2 separate regions of the Mus musculus genome follow, and region 2 is linked to region 1. A link is a contact called in ENCODE Hi-C or POLR2A ChIA-PET data. All regions are on one chromosome and are shown on one strand. Each heading gives the region's core, a stretch centred on a gene start or an enhancer-like site at or near the end of the contact. The rest is flanking DNA. Distances are from core to core; before and after follow the strand shown. Region 1 has its middle 20 kb from the start of Gm32564. Region 2 overlaps Gm32677 (a long non-coding RNA gene).

The links. A loop is a pair of places that touch in the nucleus more often than their neighbours do. ChIA-PET counts read pairs that join two places held with the same protein, here RNA polymerase II (POLR2A).
Region 2: a map of heart shows a loop between it and region 1 (2.1-fold over the local background). The contact joins two enhancer-like sites. A Hi-C loop is called at or near these places in 2 of 37 maps with a recorded cell type or tissue (gastrocnemius and heart). POLR2A ChIA-PET finds 5 or more read pairs at or near these places in 1 of 5 experiments (embryonic stem cell).

What each region holds. Positions count from the first base shown.
Region 1 is chr15:96,795,505-96,801,933 of GRCm38, reverse strand. No RefSeq gene overlaps it. Among named protein-coding and RNA genes, the nearest start is that of Gm32564, 20 kb to the left of the region's middle. Within about 2 kb of position 2,375, at least 2 of the 3 ENCODE cell types and tissues checked have a DNase peak (open chromatin) inside an H3K27ac peak, as active enhancers do; they include gastrocnemius, where a contact is called at or near this core.
Region 2 is chr15:96,841,376-96,847,804 of GRCm38, reverse strand. Gm32677 (a long non-coding RNA gene) reads right to left here. Exons shown (of 3, transcript XR_384401.2): 3 at 3,854-4,247. Among named protein-coding and RNA genes, the nearest start is that of Gm32677, 6.0 kb to the right of the region's middle. Within about 2 kb of position 2,285, at least 1 of the 3 ENCODE cell types and tissues checked has a DNase peak (open chromatin) inside an H3K27ac peak, as active enhancers do; it is gastrocnemius, where a contact is called at or near this core.

The DNA.
Region 1 (6,429 bases), core at 1,126-3,625:
CAGAGGATCCAAGTTCCGTTCCCACCACCCTTTTCTGACAGCTCAAAATTGCCCATAATTCCAATTCCAGGAGATTCGACACCCTCTTCTGTCCTCCATGGGTTCCCAAGCACTTGAGGCATACACTTACACACACACACACACACACACACACACACACACACACACACACACACACACACAAAGTTTTTAAATTGTTCAGTTATTCCACATTGGATTTGCAAGTGCCATCTCCCCTTCACTACATGGTTACTCAATATGAATAGGAAATATGGACATCAATCCCACATCAATAATAAAACCAGCTCACCAGCTAATACAGTTCATGAGAAATGCTCTTATTCCACCACCTTCACAGCCCACTGCCCACCTGCAAGTTGGTATTCTCTTGCTGCAGAGTTCTTATCATCTTCTGCAGAGCCCCCGGAGGTGCCAATATTGTACACAGACTGGCAGTGAAGTACGTACTACCTGATGCCCTCATTAAAGGCCACGATGGCTTCTGTAAGGCAGAATCATAGCCTCTTCCACTTTGTCAAGATGCTTACTGGTCTCAGAGCTGCCCAAAACAGAGCTTGACAAGTGTGTGGAAGACCCTTAAAACCCTCGGTGGACTCTTACCCCACTCCCCACACCCAAAATATCCCAATTTGATTGGCATCTAAAAGAGAAACATGAGCCCAGCTCAGTCCCCAGCACCCATGTGGCAGTTGACAACTGTCTGTAACCCCAGTTCCAGGAGATTCAATGCCTCTTCTGACCTCCACAGGATCCTGCATGCACACAGTGTACATTTGTATGCTCAGGCACACATGCATACACATAAAATCAAGTAAATATTAAAAATTAAAACATGAAACAGTGAAAGTGTCAGAAGAAAAAGGCGAGAAAAGAAAAACCTTTAACAGCTCCAAAGAGGCACTGTGCCATCCGTACGTAATTCTTTAAAACCCACATTTAAGCTGCAATGAGATCATCGTTCAACAATCTGATTGGCAAAGGTCAAAATCTTTTGAGGATTTGATTTTATTTAATTATATGTATAGGTGTGTGGCTCTGTGCTCACATGTGTACCTGTAACACATGGAGACCAGAAAAGGTCTGAATCTCCCCCCTCAGAGGCAGAGTTACAGGTAGGTGGGAGTGACCTGGAGAGGGTCTGAATGACCTTCGTCTGCAAGAGCTGATCCATCTCCAACCAAGACAATTTGACAATCATCACTGAACTTATTTGGGTCTGGAACTGACTCCCAGTGTTTATTTGGTGATACATTCTCACGGGTGACATGCAGCTTTGCTTGTAACAGCTAAGTATTGGAAACAAACTAAATGCCCTGGTGGAAGGCTAAGGCTGAGTTATGCCTTTAGACCTCCAGCATCTGGCAAGATTCAGAGAAGAATAGCATATTTAGATAGCATGCAGCCATCTGCATAATGGATTTGTAAATGCACAAATATGTATATATCCATATACTTGTGAGCATACAATATACTTAGAAATAAATAAATATATATGTGTGTGTGTGTGTGTGTGTGTATATATATATATATGTATATATGAGACTAATGGTTTGGAAAGAAATCAGATGCCTGGAAACAAGAGGAAGAAGAAGATTCTCTGGTCTATGTGGACATAATGAATTTTTAACAGCTAATAACAAACTCAAACTATCATCATTATCTAACAGACCAAATGAGAATAAACCAACTCCTATAAGCACAAAGCTGTCTCAATAGTATATGAAACATCAAGAAGACCATGTAAGCTCTGCAGACTTTTCTCTGAGCATAAACTGTAGCTAACCAATAATGCTTAATATTCTATTATGACAGAAACAACACCCTAGAATCATAGAGTCAAGGGTCGGAGAATAAAGGGTCATAGAACCAAGAGTCACAGAATTAAGGGTCATAGAATCAAGGGTCATGGTGCCCCTGCTTCCTGGAAAACAGAACAAAGCCATTCCTGCAGCAGACATACAAACCACAGTTGTATGACTGTGGCTTAGTTCCCATGTAAATTAAAAGGATCTGTTTGTTTCAGTGACTTGCAATAATAGCACCAGAAAAATTAAAACAAAGCAAAATTTCTCTAAATTGTCCTCCACCAAACCTGAGGAGCATTTCCTCTGTTCCCAGTCGAGAGAAAGCTACAACGGCCCCTGAGACAAACTTCAGACCAGTCAAAATCTCAGGCCTGAGACTGGTCTTAGAGCTTTGGGAAACTCTTTGTCTCCAGAGAGATCTGGCATGTTCTGTAGAGGCAAGGCCTAATGTGATTGCCAAGCAACCTAACAGTGAGACAGGACCACCGTTACTCGAGCTGCTTTGAGGAGCACGCCGGCCCTGCTGTCCAACAAAGCCGACTGCTCGGGAGGTGGGGAAGCAGTTTCATGTCTTACATTTCTCTCCTCCAGCGCTTTGAGCAACCACACTGGGCCGTGGATATTTATCCTGGCAGCTAGGTTCCCTATCTCCACCACCGAGGAAGCACTTCCCTGGGCTATAGACACTCAGCATGCTGACTCGTTATCCAAAAGGAAGTTCTGTTTGGTAAGAGGGGAGAGCATGCTCCTGAGCATGCGTGTAAACATGGTGTCAATCATTGTCAGAGGGACAAGAAGACAGTGCAGGACCTCGGATGCTGGATCCTGGGTAGAGGATGAGTCTGTTGGCTCCACACTGACTCAAATATCAAGATCTTTACATTTCCTAATAATTGTAATAAATTTTTCCTATTGTGCTACATCAGACACAATTTCTCTCTGTTTCATCGTATAGATCTGTAAGCCTGGAGGCTGGCGAGATGGCTCAGCAGGTAAGAGCACTGGCTGCTCTTCCGAAGGTCCTGAGTTAAATTCCCAGCAACCACATGATGTCTCACAACCACCCATGATGAGATCTGATGCCCTTTTCTGGTGCGTCTGAAGTTAGCTATAGTGTACTTAATTATAATAATAACTAAATCTTTGGGCCTGAGTGAACGGAGTTGACCAGAGCTAGCGAGTGAGCAGAGGTCCTAAAAATTCAATTCCCAACAATCACATGAAGGCTCACAACCATCTATACAGCTACAGTGTACTCACATACATAAAATAAATAAATCTTTTTTAAAAAGTTTTAAAACTGTAAGCCTGATTTACCTATGTTCGGGTTGTGCTATAATTCATATTTCTGTGCCTAACATTTTATCAGCCATGATGTGGAAAACCCATAAAATAAGCATATTTCAGAACTTAATAGACAAAAAATGAGAATGTAGGAATTGCATAGTTGGCCAGGCCTTATTGGCTCCTGCCATGGAGGCAGAAGTAGGCAGGTCAAGGCCAGCCTGGTCTACAGACTGAGTTCCAGGACAGCCAGGGCTACACAGAGAAACCCTGTCTTGAAAAAAAAAAGTGCATAGCTGTTGTTTGGGGGGGGGTCAGGTGGGGATCTGGTGATTTGTGGTTTAGCTCAGTGGTAGAGTGCTTGCTCAGCACAAAGCCCTGTATTTGATCCCTGGCACTTCATAATCTGGGTATAGTACTTCTGTAATCTGAACACTTAGGAGGTCAGAGCAAGGGGATATGGAAAGGGGTTGAAATCTGTCCTCAATGACCGGGTGGTTTCAAGACCTGTCTGGGATACATGAGACCCTGTGGAAGAAAGAGGGTGGGGAAAAGGTTTCTCTATGTAGCCCTGGCTATCCTGGAACTCAGTTTGTGGACTAGGCTCAGAGATCTGCTTGTCTCTGCCTCCCTAGTACTGGGATTAAAGGGTTATATTACCACACCCAGCTAAAGAGAGAGTTCAGCTTTTTTGTCTGTTTGGTTTTAGAGACAGGGTTTCTCTGTGTGGCCCTGACTGTCCTGAAACTAGCTCTGCTGACCAGGCTGGCCTTGAACTCACAAAGATTCATCTGCCTCTGCCTCCCAAGTGCTGACATTGAAGGTGTGCACCACCACCACCAAGCTGAAATTGTAGCTTTATCTATCACAAAATTATAGCTGCAAACTTCTCTATTCAACTTACCCACAAATGTATTCATAGAATTTTGTCTGAATTTGATTGTATATTTCCTTCCTTTTCTGTCATAAAAAACTAAAATAAAACTATCTTTGGACGCCTCCCAAATATGATGGTTTTTTTTTCCTTTTGCCTGGGCATACAGCCAATAAAGATTAAGCTGGAGAGTAACACAGTTGGGGATGGGGGTTGGGAAGCAGTGTTTTAACCCTTTGAATGCCACTCTCTTTCTCGGCAAACCAAGAATGATGTAAGGGCCCGGGTGACTTGAGAATAGAATCTGTGCGTCTAAAGATATTTTTACACAGTGTGGGAGACTCTGACAGACACCCAGGTTGGAAGACCTCTAAATTCAGTGATTCCTAGTGTCATTGTTGACTCTGACAACTGTTGATCCTTAAAGATGGCCTCTCTAGATACACAGGTGACTTTATGTAAGGACAAAGCTACAACAATAGGCAACTTTGTGAGGGGGTTGGGCTTTTGTATAGCTTCTTCTTCTTCTAGCCCTCCTCTTAAGAACATCATACATAACATAATATAATATCCATGACCTCAAAAACAGAGAGGCTGGCCTGGTCTCTTATTCAAGATGCGAAACTCAGAATCCCGAGGCTCAAATAACTTCTATTTTAAATTTAACCCAAGACAGCAATCCCCTTTGAACCCCATAACCTATTTTTCTTGCTTGCACAACCAGATGGCCTCATGTTACCAGCCATTGGTTCTTCAGTCATGGTCTTCTGCCTTGTCTCCATGGAGAAGTCATTGTGTGTGCACTTGGTTATTCTTCGTCAATTGACTGGCTGGCTCTGGAAAAGGAGGCTTCTAGTCTCCACCTCTGACTTTTGGATGCCAGTTAGACGTCATCATCTTTCCTGACAGCAGAACGTCAGAGCTAATGAAAGCCGCAAAGAAAGCGGATCCTGGAGACTGCATTACCACAGGCAAAGGGGTCTGACGCCCAACAGTAGGTTTAAACCTATGACATAATAACTTCTTCCAAAGCAGGTAAATAGAATTTAAAAAGCACCATACCTAGCCATATAAATATCATATGGCACATCTGAAAATGGATACGCTAGGTCTCAAGTGATTGCGATTTAATTGTTTTCACAGAAATCAGACCAAGAAAAGATATTGAACTCCTAAAGAAGAAAAGAATTGAATTGAAATTTCATTTGAATAGAAACGATAATAATATGGCTTGTGATTTGGCAAGAATGTAATAAATACTTCACCCGTGGGTGGAGGTCTCCACGAGATTATACTGACGTCTCCATCAGTGTCTAACTGTGGTTGTGAAGTCAGGGTGCTCAGCCTGAGTCCTGCTCCCGAGGCTTTCGAAGGCTCCTCCACATAGCTAGCTTTCTGTCCATCCCAAACACCCTGATAAACAACCAGACACAAGAGCGCATGTACAGATGCACTGCCCGTCTCTGAGGTACCCCACAGAGGTCTGCCAAGGCAGACAGCACAGTTTGTCCTCCCTTGGCAATGCAATAGAGAGTACGTCAACCCTCAGCCAGGAAGTCTCTTCTCCCACTGTAGTCAATGTATATTATAAACTTAATTAAGGATTCAGCAGGAGCTGAAGATCAAAGAATATGGCTGATTAGATACCCTCAAATCCATGAAGAAATCAATACGGAGCACACACATTGACCCGACTTCCGGTTACTTCTGGTGCTTTCGTGCTCTAGAGAGCTCAATGCTGAGAAGACTTCGGTCTTCAGAGCTGACAGGCAAATCTCCTGACTCTGGTATTGAAGTAAGCATTAGTCATCATGATGTGACCAAGTCAGATCTTTAAAGAAGCTCAGGAACCAATCCCAGTCTGCCACCACTTCTGTGAGCCAAGGTAGCCAGACCCAGACTTGGGAGCCACAAATGACACCGCAAAGGAGTTGTCCCTCAGACTTTTCTTAGCTCAACTCCTGCCCCCTTTCCCAAGTTCCTTCAAATAAAGCAACAAAGGCAATTCAGTCCTTTTCTCCAGTTGCACAGTGAACCGGCTGGCCTCATTGTCTGATATCATCTCTGCTCAGCTCTACTGTCTCCCGAGAGGGGCAGAACTTAGTGAGAAGTGCAATTATTGGAATATAAATATATCTGAAATGTTGAAAACAGCTGTTCCATGTGATTTAGAAAACATTGCTATGAGTTGTTAGGCTAATGTAGAAGCAATAACTGGATCCGAGACAAAACGAGATAACCCATCAAGCAAAGCAAACCTAGTCACAGAGAGCTAGAGTCTGTGTTAACTGGACTCTGTATCTGGAGAAGAATGCCTCATGTAAATTAATGTTCAGGAGTATTCGAAAATTCCATCACACATGAGTAGCTCTGTCAAATAATATACTAATTATTGTTTTATTAAAATAAGCATGACCTCTCATATGCTCCATTTGCATGATCTCT
Region 2 (6,429 bases), core at 1,036-3,535, 46 kb before region 1:
GGATGGGTGGGAGAACTATCTTGTTAGCACTTTCAGCAATGTTGGTGCTGATAAGTGCATTGCTTTTGGTTTGTGTGGGAGGGGGTTGAAGGGGAGTTGGAAGGTTGAGGTAGGAGATAGGGTTTGGGACAGGGGACACAACACGTGACCAAATGCTCAAGGGACATCTCATTCCCATTCTGAACTCTTCAGAGCTCCCTTTGGAGTTCGAGTAATCCTGGGGAACGTAGATGGGTTGTTGTTGTTTGTTTGTCTGTTTGGTTTTTTGGTTTTTTTCCCCCTTTCCCATCTTCCAACTAGATTTTATTCTTCCCTTAGCAGAGGGTCTAACCTGCTCTATCTTCCCTTAGCAGAGGGTCTAACCTGCTCTATCTCCCCTTAGCAGAGGGTCTAACCTGCTCTATCTTCTCTTAGCAGAGGGTCTAACCTGTTCTATCTTTTCCTCCTCTGCCCAGGCAATGCAGGTGACTGAACCTTTCCATTTGGTGGATGTATTCCGGCCACACCTTGTTGGTGGCTGTCCATCTCGCACCTTTCCTTTCCTATTTTAGCGGACACCGTGAGTTGTTTTCTCTCTGTCTTCAATTCCTGAGCCAAATTTCTTTCCTTTCTTTCTTTCTTTTTGTTTTTTTTTTCTTTTTGATTGTTTTCAGTTTTTTTGTTTTTTGTTTGATTTGCCTTGGTTTGGTTTGGGGACATTTCTTTAAGTGTTTGTCCGCCACTCAAGATTCCTCTGTTGAGAATTCTGTTTATCTCTGTACCCCATTTTTAAAATTTGGGTTATTTGGATGTTAGTGCCTAGTTTCTTGAGTTCTTTATATATTTTGGATATTAGGTCTCCACTGGATGTAGTGAAGATCTTTTCCCCAATCTGTAGGCTGTTGATTTGTCCCAACAACAGTGTCCTTTGACTTAGAGAAGCTTTTCAGTTCCATGAGGTCCCATTTATTAATTTTGACCTTAGTGCCTGAGCCATTGTGCTCTGTTCAAGAAGTTGTGTCCTGAACCAACGAGTTCAAGAATATTCCCCAGTTTCTGTTCTATCAGATTAATTAAGTGTTTCTGGTTTTGTGTTGAAGTCTGTGATCCCTTTGGACTTGAGTGTTGTGCAGGGAGATAAATATGAATGTATTTGCATTCTTCCGCATGCAGACATCCATTTAAACCAATGCCATTTGTTGAGGATGCCTTCTTTATCCCACCATCTGGTTTTGGCTTCTTTGTCAAAATTCAAGTGTCTGTAGGGGTGTGGATTTATTTCTGTCTTCAGTTCAATTTTTGATTTTTCAAGACAGAATTCCTCTGCATAGCCCCAACTTTTCTGAAACTGGATCTGTAGACCAGGCTGGCCTCAACTCACAGAAATCTGCCTACATCTGCCTGCCTCTGACATGCTGAGATGAGCCATCACCACCCATCATCACCAGCATCCTTTCTTATTATCTATGTTATTTCTTATTATCCATTATCTTTAAGGCCTCAATCTAGAAGAATGACAAATGTCACTCAAACTCCTGTCAGGGACTTCAGACAGAGACAGACCTGGAGTCAGACTGGAACTTGGAACTGTGTGTGCGCTTGGGTGAGCTAATCTCCCCGAGCTTTGTTCTGTTATCTACTCCTTCAACAATTCTTTCAATGGATGCTCTGGCTGGTTTTCAGAGAAAGAATGTGTGCAAAGTACCTGCTGTTCAGCTAATACGGAATGAATGCTATCTGAATGAATGCTATCTGTTATTGTTGCTTGCCTTAACATCAGCGCCTGCCCCCTCCCCCTGTCCCCTCCCCCGTCCCCTCCCCCTGCCCCCTCCCCCTGCCCCCTCCCCCTGCCTCACTATCACCCTTTTTCTCTGGCAGAAGGGCACTGACCTATAACCCAAATAGCTTATTCTCTTGGCTAAGGTGAGGTGGGTACCGCCCAGGAAAAAGCAGAAGATAGAACCTGTCCCATCCACTCTACCCTCTGAGTCATATTGTTTTGGGAAAAGGGCAATTACAGCTAGGTGAGACCGGAGAGTCATACAGTCAACCACCCTTCCTGCCTACAATGAGCGTGTAGAGATGTTTGTCAAAACTTGAAGACTTTGGGTGCTAACAGTCATCCCGAGACCTAGTCCTCCTTCCAGATGCCTCTGCATGCCTCGCTATAACCACAGCCAGTGCCTCCAGCGCATGGGTCCCTGCAGATGCGCTCCTTGGCGCATCCTTGGCTGAACTGCTGAATCTTCTCACTGGCACTGGTTTAGTTTCTCTGCAGATTTCAGTGCCCTTGGGGGATGAAACTTGGCTGAAATTCACAGGCAAAAGTCCACCTCCCATTCCAGAACAGAGAGGAAAACCAGACCTGGAAGGGTCTGGGCCAAAGGAACTCAGAAAGCCTTTCTCTTGGGTCAGCCCTTTCCCTGAGCCCCGGAGCCTTCTGCTGCCGGCTTGCCTGTGACCTCTCAGAAGAGCTTCATTTTCTCAGCATCTTGGGCCACACTGGCTCAACCTCGTGTCAGGATCCTATTGCATTAATAATGAGCCCCAAGCCATGGTCACTGTAGAGGAAATGATAAAAGAAATTCATCTCGATGCTTTAGTCAAGTCTGCGTAACTGAATCCCAGTTCTGATCAGCATCTATCAATAATCATTGGTTCAGGATATCATCTGCCGTAACTGGCGTTACATAAAGACATTTTATTAAAAACCGTACTGGCCTTTTCAGAGCAGTTGAATGACTCATGTGGGGAGTCAGCATGTCAGTATGCTCCATCTGTGGGGAGGAAAGCAGTAGTAAGAGTGGACAGTAATCACACATGCTCTAAAACACGCTTAGGAGCACGTGCTTGTGTGTGCACATGGGCGAGACCACAGGTGTGCTTAATGCTTGTGCTGGGGGTGTTGTGAGAACTCTGGATGTGTGTGTGTGTGTGTGTGTGTGTGTGTGTGTGTGTGTGTGTGTGTGTGTGCTTGCACGTGTGGGTTTAGCCAGAGCTATAATTACAGTGTTACTAAGGATGTGAGGTGTATTAGTTAAGATTTTGTCAGCACTTTTATTGTTAATACTTAGCGAGATTAGTCATTTTATTTGCTCCCTTTTAATGCCAAAAATGGAAGACAGCTGTTTGTGCACTAAAATCCCCCTTTTAAAAGATAGTTCTTTCTGTTTATCAGGCATATTTTGCCCCTGGGGAAATGTATTTTTAAATTGCACCGTCAAATGAAGTGAGACGGAAGGATTACTTTAGCTGTTACTTCTAAATAATAAGAAAACTTTAACATGGGGGAACGCTGCTAAGGGCTGGCGGGAAATATCTGACAGCACTCATAAGTACTCAGCCCTCCCTGCCCCCCCCCCCATTGGAAGGCTTCCTTGGAACACTCAGTCCCTAGATTCATCCTAAGTTCAATGGTAGACACATGGAAAAAGAAAAGGCTAGGATTGGTGGCTTGCATCAGATTCAGCCTCCACCAGGACAGGAAGCCATCTTTTGTGAGAGAGCCTTAGTCAATCAAATCCAAACCCTGTGCTTGTTGCTACGCTGGGGTTACTCATCTTCCAACTATAAACTTCCAGAATTTGTTTCCACTAGCATGTATTCAATATTTACCACCGAACAGGCCAGAAACTTAGAAGCTTAATTAAATTTTAAACAAAGCTCGTATTTATCATTTGTTCTTCGTCCCAACTTGTCAGGTTCCTCCGACAGAGGTAATATTTATATCTCCTCTGTGGATGTTTTGAAGACGTCATTCTTTTTATTCCGGGGGGAGGAGGGGGATAGTCATCTTGTTCCCCAACTCCAACAATGACCTAAGAGGAAATCTACCAGGCTGCTCTGTAGAAGGGGTGTTTTTTTAATCCCATAAAATAGCCCCAACTCTCAGTCAGGATACATTGTTATTGCTGAGGTAAAACCTAAAAGCCTGCAGCCACCGAACCATCACAAATCAGCACACCAAAGAAGTCTGTGGAACACAGTTCTGAGAAACTCAATGCGCAGCTGCTGGCCTCTCAACAGCTGGCTTCTTTGGCTTCTAAATCAAGTCAAATTCCTCTCAGGAGTCCTCCTGACGATATCGTAGAGGAGCAGTGTGACAGTATGAGGCCTGGTCATCTCTCTAGTGAGTGTTCCTCTGGCCGGCCTTTGGACGGCAGTGGTTCTATCCTTCTGCAGTTCTGTGGCTCCTGGGCCTGAGTCTCCTTTTCCTTTCTTCGTTGTCCTTCCTCCACAAGCCTGTGCCGGAGGCTGATTGCTGAACTCTGTAACATGCATCACCATCAAAATGTTAGAAGAAGTGCAGATGAAGTTGGGCTCAGAACTATGGAGGCTTGTTGAGTTCCTTAAGGAAGTTGTGTTTATTGGTGAACTTTGAGTCCCCTTGCTTTAAATGATGCCTGCCTTTGGAAAGCTAAGGAAGACCAGGAAATGAGCCAAAGAAGAAGAATCCCGCACAGTCCAAGGAAGCAGGGACAGAGGAGAGACTATGGAAGAGAACTTGGTAGTGATGTACCCAGAAAGGCTCAACTGAATCCTAGCTCTCTCTTCAGTGACCTGTGTGATCCTGCAGGAAGGACACTCCACCTCCCTGGGCTTCCTTTGCTCCTGATTCACTTGCCTGCCCCACTGAGCAAGACTCTAGAGTCCAGTGAGATGGCCTAACTGCCCGCCTCAAGAGAGCCTGAAGGATTATTATCACATGACATGAAAGAGGCTAAGAGGAAGCATGCGTAGGCATGGCTGAAGAACACCCAACATTCCCCAGATGCTGAGAATGGGTGGGGTTCACTCACTGAGAGGCAACACCCAGCTCTACCTCCTGAGGCTGAGGCAGACACCACAACCACCCAGTCAGTGGGTCCTTACTTTCCAGGTGTCTTAGCTGTTCAAACCCAGACACTCGTCAAGTATGTGTTGCATGAAGTTAAATTTATTCCTTCCCATCGCTTATAAAGGCTTCCACACACTGTGTTCTAAAGCACCAAAGAATTAAAATAGATTATTCTTGGTGACGTGAGAGACTCTCGCTAGATGTTAAAAAACAAAACAAAACAGTCTAGCCACCACAGTCCATAGAGAACACATGAAAATAACTGTTTGTGAACATGAGTCCATATTCCATGAGTTTACTCCAGAAGCAATCCTTCAGTCCCTAAGGTAGGGGGAAAACAGGATCAAACTGGAAAGGGGAAAGAGAGGCAATAAGGAAAAAGGAGAAAAGAAGAGGAAAAGGGAGGATCCTGTGGTGGGGAGATAGGGTGGGGAAGGAGGGAGAAAGAAAGAGAGACAGAGATGGGGGAGGGGAGAGAGAGAGATCAAAAGAAGAGAAGGGGTTACTAAAGGAGAGAGGGTATCTGAGCGAGCAGGAGGAGAGAAAATCGGGGAGGAAAGAAAGAGACCGAAGGCCAAGATACAGACATGGTACAGGATTGGCAGAGTAAAAGGTCTTCAGTGCTGTGTTGACACACTCGGTAAAGCTTTGAACGAGTATTAAGAAAACATGTTTGGCCATGGAGAAAATAGTTTCTTGTCTAGACGGGATGGTACAAAGACCCACAGGAAATTTTACAATCATTAACTTGTAAAATTTTGAATTATGCCAAATAAGGGGACATTACTCTTTTTCCATTTCTTATGGCTAAGTAAGTAAGTTAGATTTCTCTGTCAAAAACCATGTCCTTGTGTGTGTGTGTGTGTGTGGTGGGGGTCAGCCACCCAAGTGTCTTATCTCGGTAGTGTCAGTGAACACCTGTTAAGTTAACGTGTGCGGAACAAACACACTAAACGTGGAGACTCCCATGCTACCTCCCCAAGGCTATTGCTAGGGTCCTGTCACACAGTAGGAAGGGACATTTGTCATGGGCAGCCTGCTTCTGGACACGTTTATCCCGTTGTGATGTCCCAACCCCAATGTTCTCCGTAGTTCCTGTACAGTAAAACCCACTTCAAAGACCAACTCGACATCCCTGCTGAAGCTGTGAAGTCCAGTAGAACTTAATGATCTCATAGCTCCCTCCCCGTACTCCATCCCTTTCCCTCTCTCCCTCTCTCCCCCCTCCCTCTCTCCCTCTCTCCCTCTCTCCCTCTCTCCCTCTCTCCCTCTCTCCCTCTCTCGGTCTCCCCCCTCTCTCCCCCTCTCTCCCTCTCCCCCTTTCTACCCCCTCCCTCTTCTCCATCTTCTCCCTCCCCCCTCTCTCTCCCGACCCCTGGGACCTCCTAAAGGTCATTTAAAAGGAGGCAAGGATTAGACCTTAAATCACAGAGGAGAACCTTCCAGCCCAACGCTCCCATACAGGAAGCTTTGGAACGGCAGCACGGGCGGGAGGGAGGCCAGGGTCCCAGGGACTTCCATGCAGTGAAGGAGGAGTTCCATGCTCATGCAGGGATCCTCGACTGCCAGGCTGCCAGGCTCAGAATCCCTGAGGTCTAACCGTGGGGGTCCCT